Regions from separate parts of the Homo sapiens genome. Here region 1 is linked to region 2. The links are chromatin contacts, found by Hi-C or POLR2A ChIA-PET in ENCODE. All regions are on one chromosome and are shown on one strand. The core of a region is the stretch at or near the end of the contact, and the rest is flanking DNA. Distances in the headings are between cores, read along the strand shown. Region 1 has its middle 33 kb from the start of TNFSF8. Region 2 overlaps AKNA (AT-hook transcription factor).

Evidence for each region. A loop is a pair of places that touch in the nucleus more often than their neighbours do. ChIA-PET counts read pairs that join two places held with the same protein, here RNA polymerase II (POLR2A). Pooled maps may share reads with other maps.
Region 1: a pooled map shows a loop between it and region 2 (2.0-fold over the local background). The contact joins two enhancer-like sites. A Hi-C loop is called at or near these places in 2 of 168 maps with a recorded cell type or tissue (both naive thymus-derived CD4-positive, alpha-beta T cell), 1 of 37 single-sample maps with no recorded cell type and 10 of 50 pooled maps. POLR2A ChIA-PET finds 5 or more read pairs at or near these places in 3 of 52 experiments (CD4-positive, alpha-beta memory T cell, activated CD4-positive, alpha-beta T cell and activated naive CD4-positive, alpha-beta T cell).

Annotation. Positions count from the first base shown.
Region 1 is chr9:114,893,832-114,900,552 of GRCh38, forward strand. It overlaps a transcript of TNFSF8 not described here. Among named protein-coding and RNA genes, the nearest start is that of TNFSF8, 33 kb to the right of the region's middle. RefSeq lists an enhancer at 7-1,206. Within about 2 kb of position 5,105, at least 9 of the 41 ENCODE cell types and tissues checked have a DNase peak (open chromatin) inside an H3K27ac peak, as active enhancers do.
Region 2 is chr9:114,371,429-114,378,111 of GRCh38, forward strand. It overlaps AKNA (AT-hook transcription factor), which reads right to left. Exons shown (of 22, transcript NM_001317950.2): 3 at 5,038-6,104; 4 at 2,665-2,739. Among named protein-coding and RNA genes, the nearest start is that of AKNA, 13 kb to the right of the region's middle. Within about 2 kb of position 1,748, at least 25 of the 41 ENCODE cell types and tissues checked have a DNase peak (open chromatin) inside an H3K27ac peak, as active enhancers do.

The sequences.
Region 1 (6,721 bases), core at 3,855-6,354, 530 kb after region 2:
AATGAGTTGGCACTTTGAGTAGGGGGTGGTCAGACTTTTTTCTCTCTCTGGGGCCAGGAAGTATTGGGCCACGATTCCAAATCATGGACAGGTCTAGATGATTCTGTTTGTGGGGGGTGAACCGTTTCCTGGCTATGTCGGTTTAGGCCCAGAGTGACTGGTACCATCAAGTTCATGACTTTCCACTTAGCAGTGACAGTGACCCAGGGTAGAAGCAGTTCTTGTCTGCAGCAACCAGCATCAAGGTTCAGGGTTGTAGAGTTTCAAGGCAGCAGTGTCCCTTCCCAGAGTCCAGGGTAGAGTGTGAATGGTGGAGGATCATGCCACAGTAATCTGGAAGAAAGAATAACTTTACTTTGTAGATATCGGCAGGAGAGATGTGATACATTTTGACGTTGTTGTTACTCAGAAGCCCACAGTTTAGCAGGGAGGCAAATGTACAATCATGCTGTCATAGTGAGTGTAGTAAATTTTTAGACAGAAGTGAGAATATCAAGGTCCAGGTTGCATGTCTAATTTAGCGGAATGGTTCTTGAGCAATAATGTCTGAGTTGAAATTTTATGAATGAGGTCAAATTAACAAGATGTGAATGAAGGGCAAGGACCTTGTGGACAAAGGAATCAGCAGGCACCAGGTCAAGTAGCCTCAGGGTAGTGCAGTGTAGTGTGGTTAGAAATATAGCTCTGGAGCCAAACTGCAGTGGTTACATCTTAGCTCTTCAGCTCATGAGCTGCTGAAACTTAGACATACTTAAGCATTTCTTCGAGCCTCTGTTTCCTCATCTGCAACATGGGAATGGTCATCTCTATCTCATAAGGGTGAGATGCAGTAGACTACAGTATTTGAAGGCTTCCATGTGGTGCCTGAAACCTGGCAAGCAAGCGTTCAGTAAGTGATAGTAATTATATCTATTTACGTAACATAAAGCGGTTTAAGTAAACACATCAAAGTAATGAATGAGGAGGATGAAAAGACCAGATGCAATTGAGGACTGTGTGAGTGTATGAATGTAATGTTGGTGGTAGAAATGAAGCCTCCTTCAGTGTTTTCTTGCTGTTTACTCATCCCATTGTATTGATCCTGTGATGGATTGTGACCTTTCTTCCCTTGAGTACTGTGCCATGCGCTGACTGCATCAGGCCAGCTGGTAAAATGAGACTCATTGTGAGAACGGAAGGCATAGTCAGAATGTCAAGGAGGTTAGGTCATCTGCGTCCCTAGCAATGGAAAGGAAATGATGAAATACTTCAGCTGGTTTTTGTTTGGAGCCTCCTGGTTGTGAAGGAGGATCAGCCTTCAAATCAGCTTGTTCCTGACTAGTTTAGCTGATATCCCTGCCTGGTAATTCCCTCTTCCTGTTGCAAGTGAAATCTAAACATTTCCTGAGTGCTGACTTTGTGTAGGACACTGATTTGGGTGCTGGGATTTGGAGATGGATTCTTCTTGTCTTCTAAGTGCTCATTTCTAAGTGAGAAAAGTGTTCATTTGCAGTGCAATCAGTGCTGCTTCTAGAGAGGCACAGGGAGAGGACCTTGATACTGCATCTCGCAAACAGTCAGTTGGTTATCTAGTCCAGTTTTCCCTGCAGGATGAAACCATCCTTTGAGAGTTGGCCTGACAGAGACCTTTGTTGATCCAATGGCTGGCTTTTCTGAATGCAGATGGGAATAGGCTTCAGTGGATTTGAGGAACTTTCACTTTTCTCAAACTTGCATTGATTCATTTTTTCCTACTCCTCTCCCCAAGGTCTAACTCCTTCACAGACACTGAATATGATAAAATACCCCAAGAGTTGTACACTTTCCAAGCTTATTCTATGTGTTTGTTCTCCCAACAGCTTCCCATTGTACAGCTGAGAAAATTTAAGTTTACAAAGTCCATGTGACTTGCCAAGGTCATAGAGTTAGTAATTGCTTCAGCTCAGATTGAAACTGGCTTCCAGTTGCCAAGGCCACTATTCTTTCCCATCTGCCACCCTCAGACTTGTTTTTTTCTCTTTCCTTGGCTATAGGGAAAGTACAGCCCCCATAGAAGTTTCTAAACTGCATCCAAAGCTTTCAACATGTTGTCCAGATTATTCCTAGTGTTGCCCAATATTCCCAAGGGAGACAGTTGGATCAAAAGCAGTTGTTAAAAATTCAGTGGTGATCATTACAAATGAATACCATCACGTTGACTTGATGGTTTTGTAGTGTTTAGACCCTCACATTTGCATAAGCAGCAGACAAGGAAGACCAAGCCAATTCATGAAAGTCCACTTGGGGGAAACAGAGAAACATAACGGATTACCAGCAATCTTCTCCACTTACCAGAAAAAGTCAACCAACTAGTGTTCTTCAGATTGTAAGGTGCACCTGAATCTCTTGGATCATATTAAAATGCAGATTCTGTTCCAGTTTTTAGGTATGTATGAGATGCCTGCATTTTTAACAAGCTCTCTGGTGATACCAGGCACCAGGACATAACAGCAAAGATTTAAACCACTGACTCTTAATATTTGGCTTAAATTTGGGAGCTTAAAATAATCCTGATGCCTGGGTTCTAAATCCAGAGATTCTAATTTAATTGCTCTAGGAAGTGGCCTGGGATTTCAGGATTCTAAGGTATACCAAGGTTTGATTTAAACTTTCTAGTGTATTTCAAAATATCTAGAAGAGAGGATTTTGAATGTTCTCACCTCAAAGAAATAACTGTTTAAAGTAAGGGATATGTTCACTATTGCACAATGTATACATGTATTGAAATATCACACTGTGCTACCTAAATATGTACACTATTTTTGTGTCAATCAAAAATAAAATAAAACTTAAAAAACTTTCTAAGGTTAATCTCACTATTTCTAATCACAAAATGACTAGAATAGCATATAGATATCTCAGAGATAGGAAGGGTGATGGATTCTACAGCAAATATACCACACCTTGCTCAGAAAAGGGGTTCAATAAAGTAAGCAAAGATTTATTTTTTTTTCCTTCCATGTTCTCAGATGGCACAGGTAGATTCTGCTTTCTAAAAATTTCACCTTTCTCTAATAGGCATTCTTATCTCCTGAGCCCTGAAAATTCTTTTTTTCTTTCTTTTTTTTTGAGATTGAGTTTCACTCTTGTTGCCCAGGCTGGAGTTGCAGTGGTGCAATCTCGGCTCACTGCAACCTCCTTCTCCTGGGTTCAAGCGATTCTCCTGCCTCAGCCTCCCGAGTAGCTGGGATTACAGGCATGTGCCACCACGCCTGGCTAATTTTGATTTTTAGTAGAGACGGGGTTTCTCCATGTTGGTCAGGCTGGTCTCGAACCCCTGACCTCAAGTGATCCACCCACCTTGCCCTCCCAAAGTGCTGGCATTACAGGCATAAGCCACTGTCCCCGGCCTGAAAATTATTTCTAAGAAAAATAGAGGCTTTCAATGAACATTTCCATATTTTGAAAAGAACTGTTTTTTTTTTTCTTTTGTTTTGGTATGGCTTGATATCTTTTCCTTAAAACGGACTTATGTTTAAAGTGGTTTTCTTTGATTATTCATTTAAGAAATATGTATTGAATGGCCATCTACTATGTCCTAGGAATTGGGCTGGGCTGTGATTACCCAGTGCTAAATAAGATTGGTAGGGTTCCTGCCTTCTGGGAATTTGAATGTTGGAGAGGAATGATAGAGAGAACCAGGGGTGAAGGGTAAAGTGTCATGCAATTAACGATGGGGAAGCATGGAAGGTGACAGCAAGGCATTAAGTGAAGCCAGCAGAGTCAGGAAGACTTCTCTGAGGAGGTGACATTGAAATGGAAATCAGAACAATGATAGGAGTTAATCAGGCAAAAGAGTGTGACAGGAGTATCCTAGGCAGAAGGAAAATTATCTGCAAGCTTCTGGTGGCTAGGCAGAGCATGGAAGATTGGAGGAACTGGAAGGAGTGCAATGTGATTTGATCATAGAGCACAAGGAGGTGGGGCTGAGCACAAAACTAGAGAGACATTCAGGAGATAGATAGGGAGAGACCTGGTGGAAAGAGCTTAGAGTTTAGGAAGGCTATGTTCATAGTGACTGGAGCGTGGAATGTGGAGTTAGGCAAACTTGGTCTTAAATCCCAACTCTACCGTCCATTGACTGTGACATTGGCCATGCTCCTCAACATCGCAGACTCTCAATGTCCTTATATAAAGAATGGGGATAATGATGCCTATTTTTTTTTTTTTTGAGGAAGAGTCTTGTTCTGTTGCCCAGGCTGGAGTGCAGTGACATGATCTCAGCTCACTGCAACCTCTGCCTCCTGGGTTCACACAATTCTCCTGCCTCAGCCTCCCAAGTAGCTGTGATTACAGGCGCACACCACCATGCCCAGCTAATTTTTTGTATTTTTAGTAGAGACAAGGTTTCACTATGTTGGCCAGACTGGTCTCGAACTCCTGATCTCATGATCCGCCCGCCTCGACCTCCCAAAGTGCTGGGATTACAGGCCTGAGCCACCGTGCCTGGCTCAATGATGCCTATTTCGTTGGATTGCTTTGAAGATTAAATAAGTGAGTGCAGGAAAAGTCATAACATGTAAGAGCTTGATAAATGGTTATTATCACTATCAATTCCAAGAACAATCGGGAGATGCTATTGCTGTCTGGAGATGGGATTTATAAGGAGTAAGACTGGAGGCAGTGCTGTGAGTTAGGAGGTATTGAGAGTGGTGGCTGGAACTAGGAAACTGGAGGAATTAGTTGGGTGTTAATTGAGTAGGAAGTGAGAAGAAGGATATTCAGAGACTGAGATAGTCCTTGAGATTTGGAATGTAGGAATAGTGTTAAGTTCAGGATGAGTATGGTGGGGTTGGTTTGTACATAATGGTGAGGTCAGTTTGTACATGTTGTTATTATATTCATGAGGAATCAGTTGCAGAGAACAGACTTCGCGTTAGCTTGTTTGGCAGGAAGGGGTTTATCACAGGGTGTTAAATGGCTTGTAGAATTGTCAGGAGGTCTGAGGAAACAGAATCGAGATTGAGCTTTCAGGAGAAACCTATAATGCGACTCCTAGGAACTGGGCTGCTATAGTAGCTGCTGTCTCTTCAATAATCTTGCAATCAGGAAGCCTGCCCCTCTAGAACCACAAAACTGCTGCCGCGAACAGGAAACCACTACAATCAGGAAGCCGCTACTGCTGCCGGGCTCCAGAACCAGTGCACATCTGCAACAGACTACATCAGCAGAACGGATGCTTCTCCCCCACCACCTAGGCTCACCCCAACTACTAAGCTCGTATTTGAACATGAAAACCTCTGCAAACGAAGCTGCAGAAAAACCAAACACCTCCACAGCTGTCCTTGCTAGCTGGATGGACAAACATTCCAAAATTCTGTCCATTTCAGACTAAATAATACTAGAGCCTGAGCTGCAAAAGAATAAGGAAAGTATATTTTTAGCATTCCAACATGTGGAGCAGGAGAAGGCACACTAGAATAGTATTTTGGAAATGTGGGTTGTGACTTAAGAGAGCATCATAAAATCAATTCAGGTCTTCACAGTAAGTTATTATTTTTTTTTTTTTTTCTTAGTCCTCGTTGGCAACATGACCTTTCTTCTTCTGGGTCATGGTAGAAAAAAAACCTGGAAAGTCATTATACTATACATTGAGTGACAATCTTCCATCGCAGAGTTTCAGGGGAGAATTGTGAGAAGAGCCCATGAGGAATACAGACATTTGATCTTGGGGGAGAAATCTTCTGGAGCTGTGCTTGTCCTTCATGCTTTCTGGTGTTTGTTTACTCTCCAGGAAGAGAGCTAGATCCAGGGAAGCCCCAGAGTGCATTGAAAGGCATGTTTCAAACCTATGCTAATGAGGGCTGATTTCGCAGTGGCTTGGCAGAGCTGTAGCACATACCATGTTGGATTGTAAACTGACCTGGCACTCACTGGCACTTGGGATATGTGTGTTGAATGAATGTACAGAGCAGAGAAGTACTTAGAAAGTATGGAAGGAGCCATTCAGATTCCAGAGACTAAGCTCCAGGTCATGAGCTCTGATCACAGAGGTGTCTAAACCCTCGCTAGCCATGGTTAACTCAGTGTCTTTGTGACACCATTTATAATTTTCCAAGAGTATTTTTGCTGTATAGAAAAATGGCAACTAGGGGTGGGAGGTGTGCAAGAAGAAGATGTGCTTATTGTAGCTTTGTGTGTAACAGCAAAAACCTAAAAGCAAATTAAATGTTCTTGCATAGAAGAATGGACAAACTATGGTATATTCAAACAATTAAATATATAGTAGTTACTCTACAATAACTCTACTATCTAATTCCTTCTCAGAATCTCCAGTCACATAAAGGATGGCTCAGAGAATAGCCTAGTGCCCTAAGAGGTTTTGATGTGGACAAGAACTAAAAGGAGGAAGTGCTGAGGGAAGCTGGCAGAATCTGTCAGACAAGGGAGCCTCCCACAATTCCAGGAATACCACTTATTCTGGGATGGAAGGGACAAACCCTTAAATTAAGAGGATGGAGAAGTCAGCCTGTATCATCTCTAGAACACTCCTGAGAGATCTGCCAGGCTTGATGGAAGTCCCATTGGTTGGAAGCCCAGCAGGGAGCAGACACTTGCGAAGTCCTCGAGTGTGGTTAGTGAGAGAGCTGGCATTTGAGCCCAGTCTCATATTCCAATCTCCATTATTTCCCACCAGCCTTGATAGGGCCTCCTATAGCCTTTCTGCAATTCCTCAGGTCACGTCTTTCCAACCTTACTTTGG
Region 2 (6,683 bases), core at 498-2,997:
AACAGTCATCAATCCACCTCATCCCTATGCCTGTCTCCACACCCAGTGCCAGGGCCTGAGTGCCAGGGCTTACCCAGGCATGAGGAAAGAAACACCTGTTCTGGAATCAGGGAGATGTAGGTTTCAGTCCCAGCTTTGCCTGTTGCACCAGCTGTGGGATGTTGAGCAAACCATTCCACCTGGCTGTGCCTTGGTGTGTGTGTGGAGGGGCTCAAATATGACCCTGAAGCTGGGGTGGGATACCTGTTGCTGCTCAGTGAATGTCAATCTCCTTCCTATGGGTCCCCATCCATTGCTGTCCACCTACCCACCATGCCTAGCCTGGGTGTCCAGCGCAACATCCCCAGCGCGGCTCCCTCCCAGGTGGGTCCAGCCCTCCCCCGTGGGCTCTGAGCAGAGTGAAATGGCTCGGTGGGTTCTGAGGACTGCCTCTGAACTCGTGGGTTCTGAGCAGAAGACCATCCTGGGGTCTCTCCAGCCTTCGGGGTAGAGTGCACAGAGGTCCAGATGGAGTGAGGCACTGGCCAGCTGGAATCTCAGCTCCCCTCAAGCCCCATGGACCCAGAGTGAATCCCCTCCCTGTTCCGGGGCTCTGTGTTCTCTTCTGCACATAGGAGCTGCAAGCCTGCCATGTACTGTTCCTTCAGGGCAGCTGTGAGATGGGGTTGGGCAGGAGATGATAGTATCATCCTGCTTCCTTCCGGTAGAGCCCTGAATGGTGCTCACACTTCTTGAGGCTGAGAGAGGGGTTGGGGGAGGGAGCAGAGCCCTCGGGCCAAGCAATCATTTTTCCAGAAAGCGGGAGTGAGTGAGCTGGCACAGAACCATTTCTGGCCTCTCCTGTGACACCCTCACACACATGAGCCAGGGGTCTGGGTGCTGGCCAGGGCAGGGTGACTACACATGGGGGGGACCCTGAGTCCTACTGGGTCAAGGGAGCACCCACGAGAGGAGATACCCCAGCTGTGCTCCCCCGTGTCCACCCCCGCCTGTCACTGTGGCTGGCACACAAGAGGCCTGGCAGTAAACACCTTTATAATATTCCCTAACTCTTACAAAGTGCCTGCCTAGTGCCAGGTAAATGCTTTCTGTATACTGACTCATGCCCTTAAACGAGTGCAGGAGGAAGGAAGGGAGGAGGGAGGGTGCAGACGCTCCACGCCTCCAGCCCCCGCCACTCCATGACCTTCAGAGGCCCCTATCCCAACGGGAGCCCCAGTTTCCCAATCTGCCAAATGGGGAAGCCCAAGTGTTTGGGTCTGATGACCAGTTCCTTTCTCCTTGGACCTACTTGGAGTCTGCAGCCATGGGAATGTGGTTTCCCCAGAGAGGATGACCTAACAAAGCCCCTTCCCTCCCTTTCCCAACTCCCCCGTCTCTTCCAACCCTGGATCTGGCTCAGTGGTTCAGAAAGCTGGAAGGAGCCTGCTTGGCTCCCAGGAGGAAGTCTGATTAGCCCCTCTTTTACAGATGTGCCCGATGAGGCCAAGAGGGAAGGGTCCTGCCTGTGCCAGGCAGCAGGTGTGGGGACGCAGCGGGGGGGGGGGGGGTCCTGGTCCTAGAACAGGCCCCCTTCCATTTCCTCACCACAGTGGCCTCCGCCCACCTGCCCCGGAAGTGCCTCTCGACATTGAGAGCAGCAGCTGTGGCAGGGGCAGGGTCCTGGAGCATGACAGGGGGAGGCACTGGGGCATCTGCATCTCTGCACCTCAGCTCCCACATCCTCCTCTACTGCTGCCTGATGAGGCAAGAGGAGGGCACAGCAAAAGCAGGAAGCCACGAGGGGCCGCACAGGTCCCACTTCCTGCCTCACTCAGAAAAGAGGAAGGTGCAGAATTCACAGCCTCCTCCGAAGACGGGGTGGGGGCTGGGGTGGTGGGTTCCCCCTCTGCTCTCCTCCTGCCCCATACTGCTGTTCAGGGGAGGGGAGAGGCTGTGGTGAGGTGGTGGGGAGGGAGAAAGGCAAAGGTGTGATCCAGGAAGATTCAGGCCCAAAAAACAAGCACCAGGGGCTGAGCAGAAATTCTGTGTTACTCTTTTGAGGCTCACAGAGCCCAAGTAACGTCCTTAAGGTCACACAGCTGGTTAGCAATGGAGCCAGGAGTCGAACCCAGGTGGTCTTACTCCAGAACCCATCTAGAAGGAGAGAGATTCTCATGAAATTCCTGGGCTCATGGTAGCTCAGGCCTGTAATCCCAGCAGCACTTTGGGAGGCTGAGGCAGGAGGATCACTTGAGCCCAGGAGTTCAAGACCAGCTTGGGCAACAAAGTAAGACCCCGTCTCTACAAAACATTGAAAAAAAAAAAATTAGCAGGGAATAGTGATGACTGCCTGCATTCCCAGCTACCAGGGAGGCTGAAGCAAGAGGATCCCTTGAGCCCAGGAGGTTGAGATTGCAGTAAGTTACGACCATGCCACTGCACTCCAGCCTAGGTGACAGAGCAAGACCCTGACTCAAAAAAAAAAAAAAAAAAAAAAGCCCAGGGAAGGCAAGGTCACTGCCCAAGGTCACAGAGGGACCTTGGGGTAGAAGAAAACTGGCGTTCCACTATCTCCAGGGCCTCAGTAGATGGAGGAGGCAGTGGCCTTTCTCTAGGACTATGGAAAAGTGTCACCTCCTCGGGGACTTGGGCCCATGCCTCCACCCCATCCCGGCCTGGTACCTTGGCCCCGAGGCGTAGCTGGTCAATGGTGTTCTCGGCCTCAGCGTACTTGGTGAGGAGCCTGTGGTAGTCTTCCTGCAGAAAGCGGGAGCAACACGGTCACATGCGCAGGCACACAATGAACCCCTCCTTGCTGGGAGACCCTGATAGCAAACCCCCTTCCATAAGGGCTTCTGGGTTCCTGAGAGGAAAGCATTCAATGGTGGGATCCGAGCTGAGCAATCTTCAGGCTTGTGTGCAACACAGACCCACCACGTTCAAGTTCTGGAGCATGAGAGGGCAGTGGGACAACTCTTCTACCCCCATGACAACGGGTCTAGACTGAGGGCCTCTGGCTGGTTTACCTTGATACATAACCCATGTCGCAGATGGCTGCCACTGTTTTATTTCTCCAAATGCCCTGCCCACCGGTTGGCTCTGTGGGGTGAGGCCCATATCTTTCTTTCCCCCTGCTGCACTGTCGGTGTTTAAGAAGCATGTGCTTAAGAAGTACCTGATTTTCAATGGCTAATTGAATGAATCACCCAAGAGTCCCATGGCAGAGAAATAGAAGACTTAAAATCACTGTTCCACCTACTCAGAGTCACTTATCTTAAACAAGTCCAAAGAACTTTATAAAAACAAGTCATTGCAGGAAAAAAGGAAAAGCATGTCACCTTTGAAGGATGTGAGGAACTGACTCCTTCTGAAAACGGGTCGGTAACTAAGTAAGTACCATTATGGGTCAGTAACGGTAACAGTAAAAGGACAGAACGGAACATCTCGCTGGCCCTTCCCATAGGAACAAGAACTTGGTAACCAAGTAGTTGATGAGGGACACTTTTACTTTTTAGCATATTTCCAGCAATTAATGCAGGAATGAGAGCATTAGCATACTACCACTTTGTCACCTCAAATGAAAGACTAGCCCAAGACAATGACCATCAGAGGCTGTCAAAATCACCAACAAGAGAGCAGCAGGCATCCTGTGCTTACTGAAGGAGGCACTCACGTGCTCTTGCCAAAACTCCCCACGCCCGTGGAGCTCATGGTCTGGAAGGGAAATGGTCATGTTTCTCCTCCAGACCACCAAAGCCTCTAGCTCAAAACCTAACAATATTCAAGAAAAAGAGGACAATGGGACGCATGAAAAGAGACCACAGCACATCAGCAAAGCCCAGACTGCGGACGACTCTGCAGGACAGACTGATTTCCGCAACAAATGAATTGCACGGCAGAAGTAAGAAGGAGGACGGACTAAGAGAGTAAAAGAGATCTGAAAAAGTAAATGCAAGAAAGAAAGAAAGAAAAAGACAAAGGGAGAGGACAGACTTGAAAGGCACCAAATGCAATATACAAGCCATGTTTGGATCCTGAGGCCCATGGACGGGAACGAATAAGCCATTTATGAGACACAGAGAGATCTGAATGCGGGTGTGATATTTGTTCATATTTAAGGACCTGGTGTTAACATTTAGGTGACCATGGTATGTGGTTATGTTTAATATAAGGTCTTTATCTTTAGACATACACACACTAACACATTTTTAGATAAAAGGATTGGATGCCTGAAATTTTGCTTCAAAATAATCTAGTGGGGGTGAATAGGGGAGAGGTAAGGCCACAGGCGAGAAAGGTTTTCGGGGCTGCTAATTGTGGATGCGGGGGGTAGGTACATGGGAGTGTATTCTACGATCTTCTCTCTTGTATATGTTTTAATTTTTTTATAGCAGAAGTTGAAAAGAAGCAAACAGATCATCCTTGAAACACGAGTACAATCACTGGTCTTTTTGAGCAAAGGGCTTGGGTGTATCTCAGGGCTCCAGGTACACCCTCCCTCCACCAGCAGGGAGTTCCTGGCCCAAACCCCAGGCCTCCCTACCGCAGCCAGCCTCTACCCCAGGGCTTCCTGCCCAAGCCAGCCTCCACCCCAGGCCTCCCCACCCCACCAGCCTCTATCCCAGGGCTCTCCACCTCAGCCAGCCTCCACCCCAGGCCTCCCCACCCCACCAGCCTCTATCCCAGGGCTTCCTACCCCAGCCAGCCTCCACCCCAGGCCTCCCCACCCCACCAGCCTCTATCCCAGGGCTTCCTACCCCAGCCAGCCTCCACCCCAGGCCTCCCCACCCCACCAGGCTCTACCCCAGGGCTCCCCACCCCAGGCCTCCCCACCCCACTGGCCTCCATCCCAGGGCTTCCCACCCTAGCCAGCCTCCACCCCAGGCCTCCCCACCCCACCAGCCTCCGTCCTAGGGCTTCCCACCCCAGCCAGGCTCTATCCCAGGCCTCTCCACCCCAGCCAGCCTCTACTCCAGGCCTCCCCACCCCAATTAGCCTCCACCCCAAGCCAACAGGGGCCTTGGTGACACATCCACAGCCATGAGTCCCACTAACCTGGAGCTGATGGACCAGCTCAGTGGCTTGCTCAGGCGTCTGAAATTCTTGGGGTACCCTGGTGATAGGGTGGGCAGGAGGCGTGTCCTTTGCCAGGGCTGCTTCTCCACTGCTCAACAGCACCTCCTGCACAATCTCAGCTGGAGACTTGAAGATGAGGGGCCTGGCAGGGGCCTGAGGCTTCCTGTTGTGGCTTCTGGACTTGGGGGGACGGTAGCTCTCATCTTTGGGGAATCTCACCCGGGGCCCTACCTTGGAGAAATCAGGGAGTGGGTAGTTCAACTGCCCCCGGCCATACTTGGGGGCATTAGAAGAGGAGCGGCCAGCCAGAGTGGCTCCCTGTCTGGGCAGCGGCCTGCCCTGCCGCGTTGGCCTGGGCTGGGGATTCAGGGGGCTGATGGAGCCAATGAATCGGGAAGGGAGTGGCTTAGGTGACGTCTTTGTCTGCTTCCAGATGTGTTCCTTGGGCTGAGGGCAGAAGAATCTGGTCGTTTCTCTCCTCCATCTATCTGTGGCATGCTGCGGACTCTGGGCTGGGGGAGCTGAGGAGTCCTGGAATTCCATGGGGGTTGCCCGAGCAACACTGCCTCCAGTTCTGCCATCTGGGCTTAGGAGGTGGTGGCTGGGGCCCTCTGGCAAGGTTTCTGCCAGGGCAGTGGGCTGGGGGCCATCGGTCTCTCCTTCCCAGGTAGAATCAAGGCTGTCACTAGGGTGGTCGAGGCTCACTGTCCCACTGCTCCAGGACCTTGCCGGGCTGAGTTCAACGGATGGGTTGACCTCGGAATGTTCAGAAAGTTTGTCCCCACTGGCTTGTTCGCCAGAAGCCACCCAGCCCCTGGCCTGACCATGCCCAAGAGCCATGGGGCTGGTGTTTCCATGGCCTTCCAAGCTGAGACCAGCCTCATACCCCAACCTTGAGGAGCTCTCTCCAGCCTCCTCAACCTCCAGACTTCCGAGGGTCCCATCTGGCTCCTCTTCAGTCATGTCCAGCTGACGGCCCTGCTGGGGGAGCCAGGCAAGAGGCTCATGGGAACTTGCTGGGCTGTCCACATCCTCTGCTTCAGCCTCTGGAAAGACAGGCCATTCACTTCTTAGCATATACCAGCTCTGCACCCACCTTGTAACTTACCCTAAGTCACTTCAACTCTCTGGCTTCCATTTCCTCATCACGTGGGGATGGAAAGAATCCCAAGGTGGTGGTAGACTTAGCCAAGTGCTTGTCTGATACCTGATCTGATTATCTCAGAGGTCCTTCAAACTCAAACTCAAACCCAAACCCGGTGGATGGTCCCTCCAGTGTCTCCCATCTCAGCAGACGGCAACACCATCCCCTCTATGCATACAGGCCAGAAGGCTGGGAGGCATCTTTGCCATCTCTCTCCCTCTAACCCCCTGAATCCATTCTGTCACTTGGTCCTGTCCAATGGGACCTCCTATAAAGATCGCAAACTCATCTACTGCTCTGAAGTCTACCACCACTACCTTAGCTCGCGTCCCATCCTCTCATCTGGCTAACTGCAGTCAGTAGCCACCTAACCATCTCCTCTATCCTCACCCACATCCCACATCTGAAAACTCATCCATGTCTTCCTGTGGAAGAAAAGCAGAACCTTCACTATGGTCCTAAGGTCGCTGCCACCCCGGCC